Linked DNA regions of Homo sapiens: region 1 is linked to region 2. The links are chromatin contacts, found by Hi-C or POLR2A ChIA-PET in ENCODE. All regions are on one chromosome and are shown on one strand. The core of a region is the stretch at or near the end of the contact, and the rest is flanking DNA. Distances in the headings are between cores, read along the strand shown.

What was found. Hi-C counts contacts between places; a loop is a spot of excess contacts on that map. ChIA-PET counts read pairs that join two places held with the same protein, here RNA polymerase II (POLR2A). Pooled maps may share reads with other maps.
Region 1: a loop to region 2 is called in a pooled map, with 4 times the contacts of the local background. The contact joins the promoter of LINC01719 here to the enhancer-like site in region 2. A Hi-C loop is called at or near these places in 6 of 50 pooled maps. POLR2A ChIA-PET finds 5 or more read pairs at or near these places in 24 of 52 experiments (AG04450, CD4-positive, alpha-beta T cell, GM10248 and 16 more).

Annotation. Positions count from the first base shown.
Region 1 is chr1:146,050,979-146,055,743 of GRCh38, reverse strand. It overlaps LINC01719 (long intergenic non-protein coding RNA 1719), which reads right to left and starts at 3,148. Exons shown (of 3, transcript NR_125968.1): 1 at 2,796-3,148. RNVU1-6 (RNA, variant U1 small nuclear 6) reads left to right here and starts at 3,500; the gene lies at 3,500-3,663. RefSeq lists enhancers at 2,830-3,561, 3,562-4,290 and a silencer at 3,411-3,650.
Region 2 is chr1:145,928,892-145,934,267 of GRCh38, reverse strand. LIX1L (limb and CNS expressed 1 like) reads left to right here. Exons shown (of 6, transcript NM_153713.3): 6 at 1-845. All of the region lies in intron 2 of LIX1L-AS1 (LIX1L antisense RNA 1), which reads right to left. Among named protein-coding and RNA genes, the nearest start is that of RBM8A, 4.1 kb to the right of the region's middle. Within about 2 kb of position 1,304, at least 3 of the 41 ENCODE cell types and tissues checked have a DNase peak (open chromatin) inside an H3K27ac peak, as active enhancers do.

The DNA.
Region 1 (4,765 bases), core at 1,899-4,398, 120 kb before region 2:
CAATTTCCCCCATTCTGCTTATGGAGCAATAGAGAGGAACCTCACTGGAATTATACAGAAAGGTCCCAGTGAGACTTGAACTCTGATCACTGTATTCAGAGTCCAAAGTGCTCACCATTACACCATGGAACCTCACACTAGCTTATAACTGGAGGTAACTGAGTTCATACTTAGCAGCCATAGTTCCCACACACCTATGTTAAGGCATTTCTTCTGATCCCTCAAGCAACACCAAGGAAGGTGGACCTGCGAGAGAGGAGTCATCCTCTTTCTTTCTTTCTCTCTGCCCTCTCCTTTGATCAACTTTTATCATTTCATTTGCACCTCAGAAAATGAGGCAAAATCCAGTTTGGGCTTAGGGCCAGAGAAGAGCCCTTGAGGCCTCCCTCTGGAAAACATACTCTCTCAGTTTACCAGAGTTTCCTGTACCAAGGGGAAATTTCCGCAAACAGTAGTGTTATATTCTTTTTGCCTTCCCTCTTTTCCCTTTGCCCAGGGAGGCCAGATGATTGTGAGAACAGGACTTGGGACTTCCTGTGTGTCTTGCCCCCTTCCTCCATGTGATAAATAATGGCTGACACCAAGCAAGTGGGATTGGGAGGCAGGGAATCTTTCATTTTCTTCTTCATATACTTCTACGCATTTGTTTGGTTGGTTTTGGCAAGATTTTCTCACCAGAAATGGAGATTTGTTGGATTTAAAATAAAAAGTAATCAGCCATGTTTTACATTTCTATAAAACACTCAAACCAGGCCATACTCCCCTGCTGTGCCTCAAAATCAACCATAAACTGTCGAGGTCAGGAGGCAGGGCCCTCACACTTAAGCACAGTGTGTTTCCTCAGAATTGGCCAAGTTGATGCCACTCCAATTTCTCAATATACCACAACCCATTAATTGCGGTTTTTAAAAGTGTACATGTATTTTTACCAAAACCCCAGGGCTTCAGTGTTCTCAGCACACAGAAAGACAATCATTGAGACATTGAGTATTGCTGAGGAAGAAGGCTTTAATCAGGTGCTGCAGCTGAGTAGACAGGAGATGAGTCTCAAATCTGTCTCCCTGATTGACTAAAGTTAGGGGTTTATATAGCGCAGAAGAAAAGTTAACTGTGTGTGGGAAAAGAGGAACTAGAGAGGGGTGAGGAAGCACTCGTGATGAGTGAGGGGACTGGCATCTCATTGTCTGGATGCTGTGATTGGCTGAGTTTCGGGTCTCTGATGCTTTTTGAGAGGCCTGAGAGTCCTTTCCTGAGGAAGGAACTCAGATAAAACAAATGTAAGTTTGTTTTATAGAATGGCTTGACCTCAGGAGTTTGAAACCAGCCTGGGCAATATGGTGAAACCCTGTCTCTACCAAAATACAAAAAGAAAAAGAGGGTTGCTTCCAAGATGGCTGAATAGGAACAGCTCCGGTCTACAGCTTCAAGTGAGATAGACGCAGAAGACAGGTGATTTCTGCATTTCCAACTGAGGTACCTGGTTCATCTCACTGGGACTCGTTGGACAGTGGATGCAGCCCACGGAGGATGAGCCAAAGCAGGGTGGGGTGTCGCCTCACCCGGGAAGTGCAAGGGGTTGGGGGATTTCTTTTTCCTAGCCAAGGGAAGCTGTGAGTGACTGTACCTCGAGAAGCAGTACACCCCTGCCCAAATACTGTGCTTTTTTCCACTGTCTTTGCAACCGACAGACCAGGAGATTCCCTCTTGTGCCTGGCTCGGCAGGTCCCATGCCCATGGAGCCTTGCCTGCTGCTAGCACAGCAGTCTGAGATCAACCTGTGACACTGGAGCATGGCAGGGGGAGGGGGTTCTGCCACTGCTGAGGCTTGAGTATGTGGTTCTATGGTCACAGTGTAAATAAAGTGGTAGGGAAGCTCGAACTGGGTAGAGCCCACTGCAGCTCAGCAAGGCCTACTGCCTCTAGATTCCACCTCTGGGGGCAGGGCATATCTGAATAAAAGGCAGCAGACAGCTTCTGCAGACTTAAACGTCCCTGCCTGACAGCAGGGACTGCTGTCATAATCATTATGATTATGAATCATAATCATGAAGACAATCTGTATTCCAGAATAGTAAGGGAACCTATTCCATCAGGGAGCCAACTGAAAACATCAAATCCCAGTTCACACCCCAGGGTGTGGTGTCATGCACCTGTAGTCCCAGCTACTTGGGAGGATTAGTAAGGAGGTTTGCTTGAATTCGTGAGGTCAAGGCAGAAGTAAACCCTGATCATGCCACTGTACTCCAACCTGGGCGACAGTGAGACCTTGTCTCAGAAACAAACAAACAAACAAAAAACCCCACAAAACCAAACAACAACAAATTGTCACCTCATTCTGAAATGACAGTGGCAAACATCACTTTGCTATTTGAAAATTAAAAGAAGCCGGGCGCGGTGGCTCACGCCTGTAATCCCAGCACTTTGGGAGGCCGAGGTGGGCGGATCACAAGGTCAGGAGATCGAGACCATCCTGGCTAACAGAGTGAAACCCCATCTCTACTAAAAATACAAAAAATTAGCCGGACGTGGTGGCAGGTGCCTGTAATCCCAGCTACTGGGGAGGCTGAGGCAGGAGAATGGCGTGAACCCGGGAGGCGGAGCTTGCAGTGAGCCGAGATAGCCCCACTGCACTCCAGCCTGAGCGAAGAGCGCGAGACTCCGTCTCAAAACAAAAAAAAAGAAAATTAAAAGAAAAACACTCCCTCTTGCTATCAACCTGCCCTCTTGCTCTAACTTGTCTGACCCATGGTTTAAAATGCCCAAAAGCTGATGTACTCAAATTATAGTACACTTACCTGTTCTGCACCAGCATTTACTTTTGTCTGGAGGAGATCACCATGCATGGTCCTATACATGTCTAATGGCATGGAATGATGAAGGGTAGTGTCTTTTAGGATAGTTGGATACATATATATATATATATATATATATATATATATATATATGCGGAATGCTACATCACAAGAATAAGAATGTGAAAAGAACCAGTTTCTTTTGTAATCCTAAACGTTCTAGTCTGAGAATTAAAAGCCATTGTTCGAAGAAGGGTGCCCAGGGTCCAGCTGGTCGCCGAAAGCTTGCTCCGCAATACAGGCTAAGGACCAGCTTCTTTGGAAGAGAACAGATGAGGGAAGCAGGAGAGAAAAAAGGGAGAGGCAGACGTCACTTCCCCTTGCCGGCTCCGGCAGCGGGTTGGTCGGCTGAGCGGCAGAAAGGCAGACGGGGACTGGGAAAGGCGCTGTCGGTGACATCACGGATAGGGCGACTTCTATGTAGATGAGCCAGCGCAGGGGCTGCTGCTTCGCCACATGCTGCTTCGCCACGAAGGAGTTCCCGTGCCGTGGGAGCGGGTTCAGGACCGCTGGTCGGACCTGAGAGTCCCAGCTGTGTGTCAGGGCTAGGAGGGCTGGGGGGGAGGGGGGTGTGCGCGGGGCAAGTGACCGTGCGTGTAAAGGGTGAAGCGTGTGAGGCTGCCGGCGGGGCGGAGGTGCAATAACTCATACTTACCTGGCAGGAGAGATACCCTGGTCACGAAGGTGGTTTTTCCAGAGCGAGTCTTATCCATTGCACTCCGGATCTGCTGACCCCTGCAGTTTCCCCAAATGTGGGAAACTTGACTGTATAATTTGTGGCAGTGGTAGACTGCATTCGCGCTTTCCCCTGTATTTTTGTCGTTTTAAAAATAGGTTTTGTTTGCTGCAGAAACGCATACTGGGCGTCAGCGTAAGCTGAGAATCAGGTCTTTGTTCCCATCTGTAACTTCACTGAAACTAAAAATTTGGGACATCGTGGTTCTCACGTTTGTAATCCCAGCAATCTATGAGGTACGTCGATAGGTTATGTTTATGTTAATATCGCTCGACCTCAGGCGTGTGTGGGCAAATATAGTGAACCCGTCTCTACTAATCTCTTATCTTTTTTTGTTGTTGTTCTATAGAAATAAAACTAAGCTTTTCTTTTCCCTATGGGATTAACAGCAAACAGTCCGCTGGAGTGTATGGCGCGATCTCGCCTTACTGCAACCTTTGCCTCCTGCGTTCAAGCTATTCTCCTTCCTCAACCAGAGAATACTCAGCCTCCCGAGTAACTGGCATTACAGGCTCAGGCAACCAAAAAATTAGGTCCGGCTAATTTTTTGAATTTTTAGTAGAGACATGGTTTCACCGGGCCGGGCGCACTGGCTCGCGCCTGTAATCCCAGCACTTTGGGAGGCGGAAGCGGGTGGATCATGAGGTCAGGAGGTCAAGACCATCCTGGCTAACACAGTGAAACCCCATCTCTAATAAAAATACAAAAAAAAAAAATTAGCCGGGTGTGGTGGCACGTGCCTGTAGTCCCAGCTACTCAGGAGGCTGAGGCAAGAGAATCGCTTGAACCCGGGAGGCAGAGGTTGCAGTGAGCTGAGATCGCACCACTGCACTCCAGCCTGGGCGACAGAGTGAGACTCCGTCTCAAAAAAAAAAAAAAAAAAAAAGAGTGACAGGGTTTCACCATGTTGGCCACCCTGGTCTTGAACTCCTGACCTCAAGTTTTCCGCCTGCCTCGCGGCCTCCCAAAATGTTGGGATTACAGGCCTGAGCCACCGCACCTGGCCTGTTTACAGACTTTACAGACACATTTTGTTTACAAGCTTTACAGGTACAGTTCAATTGCGATTAGTGTATATTATGTTTGGCCCAAGACAAGTGTCTTTTTTTTTTTTCCAGTGTGGCCCAAGGAAGCCAAAATTTAGACAACCCTGCTCTAGAGGGTTTGATTCATGGTT
Region 2 (5,376 bases), core at 55-2,554:
TCCCCCACTTCTCTCCTGGGTGACATAAGAGAGAAATAACCTGTAGTACAGCAGCTAAAGTATTCTCCTTTCAGAGAATTTTTTTGGAGGTCTCTAATATATATTTCCCCCTTGTCTCTGTGATCTCTTATTTATACTATATTATTGTCCCATGTACTTTCTAAACTGAGCTTGGAACATTTAGTATTCCTGCAATTGGACTTCCCACTTAACAATTATACAGACTTTGCTTTTAGAAATAGATTAGGTTCCAAACAGAAAGTTCAAGTGTAACAACAACAATAAAAATAGATTATGAAACAGGCTATAATTGGCTCTTTTGGATTTGATAGGGGCAAGATGAAAGGCAACTTTCTTGCTTTTGAAATCATGTTGGGTAAGAGGTAAGGAATCCAGCTACAATTTTATTAGTGCTTGAAACGGGCTTCCTTGAATTCTCCAGGCCCTATCATTTTTTTTTTCTTACTAATCAGAAGAGAGCTGGGGTAGAAGCCCCATGTTTGTATTCCATGAAACACGTCGGGTTGGAGTAAAGGCAAAAACAGCTAGACACACCAGGTGTGTCTGTTTGACATTTATAAGCTGGCACTCATCAACACTCCTGTTTCTCCTTTCTCTGGGACGTGTGGATTAAGGGGTGTGAGTTGTGGGAAGAATTGCCCTCGTACCTCCTGGATTTATTATTTTTCTCAAATACCAACCAGTAAGATCCCAAATAACTTGAGAAAAATTGTTTCCTGATCTGTCCACTTCTGGTGTCAAAGATTTTACTCATCTTCTTAGTACATTCTATGTATTTTATATGTATAATTTTATACAATTAAAAATAGATTTTTGTCTAGTGAGCCAGACTGACTCTTTCTTGAGACCTATATATTACAAAAGTGAAGGGGTGGGTTGCCCCTCCACACCTGTGGGCGTTTCTCGTTAGGTGGAACAAGAGACACAGAGACAAAGTATAGAGAAAGAAAACTGGGCCCAGCTGACCAGCGTTCAGTATACGGAGGATCCACGCCAGCCTCTGAGTTCCCTTAGTATTTATTGATCATTATTGGGCGTTTCCCGGAGAGGGGGATGTGGCAGGATCATAGGATAATAGTGGAGAGAAGGTCAGCAGGTAAACACGTGAACAAAGGTCTCTGCATCATAAACAAGGTAAAGAATTAAGTGCTGTGCTTTGGATATGTATACACATAAACATCTCAATGCCTTAAAGAGCAGTATTGCTGCCCGCATGTCCCACCTCCAGCCCTAAGGTGGCTTTCCCCTATCTCAGTAGATGGAATATACAATCAGGTTTTACACCGAGACATTCCATTGCCCAGGGACGAGCAGGAGACAGATGCCTTCCTCTTGTCTCAACCGCAAGGAGGTGTTACTTCCTCTTTTACTAATCCTCCTCAGCACAGACCCTTTACGGGTGTCGGGCTGGGGGACGGTCAGGTCTTTCCCTTCCCACGAGGCCATATCTCAGGCTATCACATGGGGAGAAACCTTGGACAATACCTGGCTTTCCTAGGCAGAGATCCCTGCGGCCTTCCTCAGTGGTTTGTGTCTCTGGGTACTTGAGATTAGGAAGTGGTTTGAGATTAGGGAGTGGTGATGACTCTTAACAAGCATGCTACCTTCAAGCATTTGTTTAACAAAGCACACCCTGCACAGCCCTTAATCCATTTAACCCTGAGTTGACACAGCACGTGTTTCAGGGAGCACAGGGTTGGGGGTAGTGTTACAGATTAACAGCATCTCAATGCAGAAGAATTTTTCTTAGTACAGAACAAAATGGAGCCTCCTATGTCTACTTCTTTCTACACAGACACAGTAACAATCTGGTCTCCCTTTCTTTTCCCCACAAGAAGCTCTAAAACATCCCTGTTCTTTTACATATATACTAAAGAAGAATTTTTAGGCCAGGTGCGGTGGCTCATGCCTGTAATCCCAGCACTTTGGGAGGCCGAGGCGGGTGGATCACGAGGTCAGGAGTTCGAGACCAGCCTGGCCACCATGGTGAAACCCCCATCTCTACTAAAAAAAATTAAAAATTAGCTGGGCATGGTGGTGGGCGCCTGTAATCCCAGCTACTTGGGAGGCTGAGGCAGGAGAATTACCTGAACCCAGGAGGTGGAGGTTGCAGTGAGCCGAGACTGAGTGATTGCACTCCAGCCTGGACATCAGGGTGAGACTCTATCTCAAAAAAAAAAAAAATTTTATTAGCATTTTTGGGGTGGTAGAAATGATTGCATAAGGCAGCCTGCCTCCCTTTCTGCAGATATTTAACCTGGAGTTTGTCCTTGGTCTTTTCTCCTCAAGCTCTACCTACTCCCACTGGCAATCTCACCCATTATGGTGACTTGAACTCCACTATACACATGACTCTCAAATCTATTTCTTCCTCCCCAACCTGTTTTAAGCTTTTACATTTACTTTCCACATACTTGACACGGCCATCTGAATATGACAAAAGCACTTTGAAACATATCGAAAATAAAAAACATTTCTCCATACTCATTCCTCTTTGACTCTCTAGATTATTCGAATTATTATTATTCTTATTATTATTATTTTTGAGACGAAGTCTTGCTCTTGTCCCCCAGGCTGGAGTGAAATGGCGCGATCTCGGCTCACTGCAACCTCTGCCTCCTGGGTTCAAGCGATTCTCCTGCCTCAGCCTTCTGAGTAGCTGGGATTATAGGCGCCCGCCACCACGCCCAGCTAATTTTTGTATTTTTAGTAAAGATGGAGTTTCACCATGTTGGCCAGGCTGGTCTCGAACTCCTGACCTCAGGTGATCCACCTGCCTGGGCCTCCCAAAGTGCTGGGATTACAGGCGTAAGCCACCATGCCCCGCCGATCTATTATTAGAATTATTATCTACACTGTTACCTAAGCCACACACCTCAGATCCACCCTCAACTCCTCTACCATAATGTAAATATGTTGTTTTTGAGACAGAGTTTTGCTCTTGTTGCCCAGGCTGGAGTACAATGGTGCAGTATCAGCTCACTGCATCCACTGCCTCTTGGGTTCAGGAGATTCTCCTGCCTCAGCCTCCCAAGTAGCTGGGATTACAGGCACCCACTACCACACGTGGCAAATTTTTTTATTTTTAATAGAGATGGGGTTTTACCATGTTGGCCAGGCTGGTCTCGAACTCCCGACCTCAGGTGATCCGCCCGCCTCAACCTCCCAAAGTGCTGGGATTACAGGTGTGAGCCACTGCGCCTGGCCTACCTCCTAATATGTTTTGTCCATATTTACTGCCTGAGCTTAGGTTTGGTCCTTTCTCATCTCCAGACTGGATCACTACAATAGCTTCCTAGCTGGTCTTCACCTCCATTCTTAACATCCTCCATACTACTGTCATATTTCTTTATAAAATACTTATGACTGTGACACTCCCTTGCTTAAGCCATCACTGAACTATCTTTACCTTTAGCAGCATTTCCCAAAGTTTTTTTTTATTTTTTTTGAGACAGGGTCTCACTCTAATGAGCAGGCCAGAATGCAGTGGCGTGATTTTGGCTCACTGCAGCCTCCACCTCCCAGGCTCAAGGAATCCTCCCACCTCAACCTCCAGAGTAGCTAGGTCTATAGGCACACACCACCACACCCAAGTAATTCTTTTTAAATTTTTTGTAGAGGTGGATCTTGCTGTGTTGCCCAGGCTGGTATTGAACTCCTGAACTCAAACTATCCACCTGCCTCGGCCTCCCAAAGTGCTGGGTTTACAAGCATGAGCTACCATGCCTGGCCTACCATTTCCCAGTTTTATATGTGTTCCTGAGATGATTTTAGATGATAGATGGGCAAACAGTTTTTAATAGTTGTGCTTTTATCTGAATTCGTAGTAGAAAAATACTGATTTTCCTTTCAGTGTAAATTTATGTTTAAAGTCAGTCTATTTAAGGAAAAATAATAAGCAACAACTAGTATGGAGGCTATTTTCAAATATTAAAAACCATGAATACTCAAATATTTGAAGTAGGTAAATTTCTTGCCTATAGGATAAATTCCAAAATCCTTAGCACAGCAGACCCTAAACTGTATTTCCAGCTTTATTTTCCAGTCACATAGCATCGGGCAGACAGAATTTCCTGCCATTCTAATATTCATTCATTCGATAAGTATCTACCAAATGTCTACCATGAGCCAGACATTGGGCTAAACTTCAGGGATTTTAGTTGTAAATAACTATCTCTGCTATAAGGATTACATTCTAACGGGAAAAACAGACAATAAACAAGTTAGAAAGTAAACAAGGTAATTAAAGATTCTGACTGGCCTAAGCAACATGGCAAGACTCCGTCTCTACAAAAGATTTTTTAAAAATTAGCCGTGTGCAGTGGCGTGTGCCTGTAGTCCCAGATATTCGGGAGGCTGAGGCAAGAGAATCACTTGGGCCTGGGAGGTTGGCTGCTGTGAGCCATAATTGCACCACTGCACTCAGCCTGGTTGACAGAGTGAGACCTTGTCTTAAAAAAAAAAAAAGAATGAAAGAAGATTCTGATTTAAGTTCTGTGAAGGAAATACACAGTTAAAGACAGGAGGGTAGAGAAGACCCCTTTGGGTGACAGTACTATTGAGATCTTAAAAATGAGGTCGAACTCGGCCGGGCGCGGTGGCTCACGCCTGTAATCCCAGCACTTTGGGAGGCCGAGGTGGGTGGATCACAAGGTACGGAGTTCAAGACTAGCCTGGCCAATATGCTGAAACCCCGTCTCTACTAAAAAAATTTTAAAAAGCTGGGCGTGGTGGCACGTGCCTGTAGTCCCAGCTACTCCGGAGGCTGAGGCAGAGGAATCGCTTGAACCCAGTAAGTGGAGGTTACAGTGGGCCGAGATCGTGCCACTGCACTCCAGCCTGGGTGACAGAGCGATACTCCATCTCAAAAAAAAAAAAAAAAAAAAAAAAATGAGGTCGAACCCAATATGTGAAAAGCTAGAGGAAGAGCACCAGGAACAGAAAGCTGCGGGGAGCAGTGGCTCATGCCTGTAATCCAAACACTTTGGGAGGCCGAGAAGGGCGGATGACCGGAAGTCAGGAGTTAGAAACCAGCCTGGCCAACATGGCGAAACCCCGTCTCCACTAAAAATACAAAAATTAGCTAGGTGTGGTGCCGCACGCCTGTAGTCCCAGCTAATCGGGAGGCTGGCGCAGGAGAAGCCTTGAACCCAGGAGACAGAGGTTGCAGTGAGCCAAGATCGCATCACTGCACTCCAGCCTGAGTGACAGAGTGAGACTCCGTCTCAAAAACAAAACAAACCAAGTTGCAAAAGCCCTGGGATGAGAAAGAGCACACCACAGTTGGGCGAAAGAGCAAGGAGAGCTTCATGGGTGAAGGAGAAGAACGGTGGTTGAACAGGTTGAAAACACAGG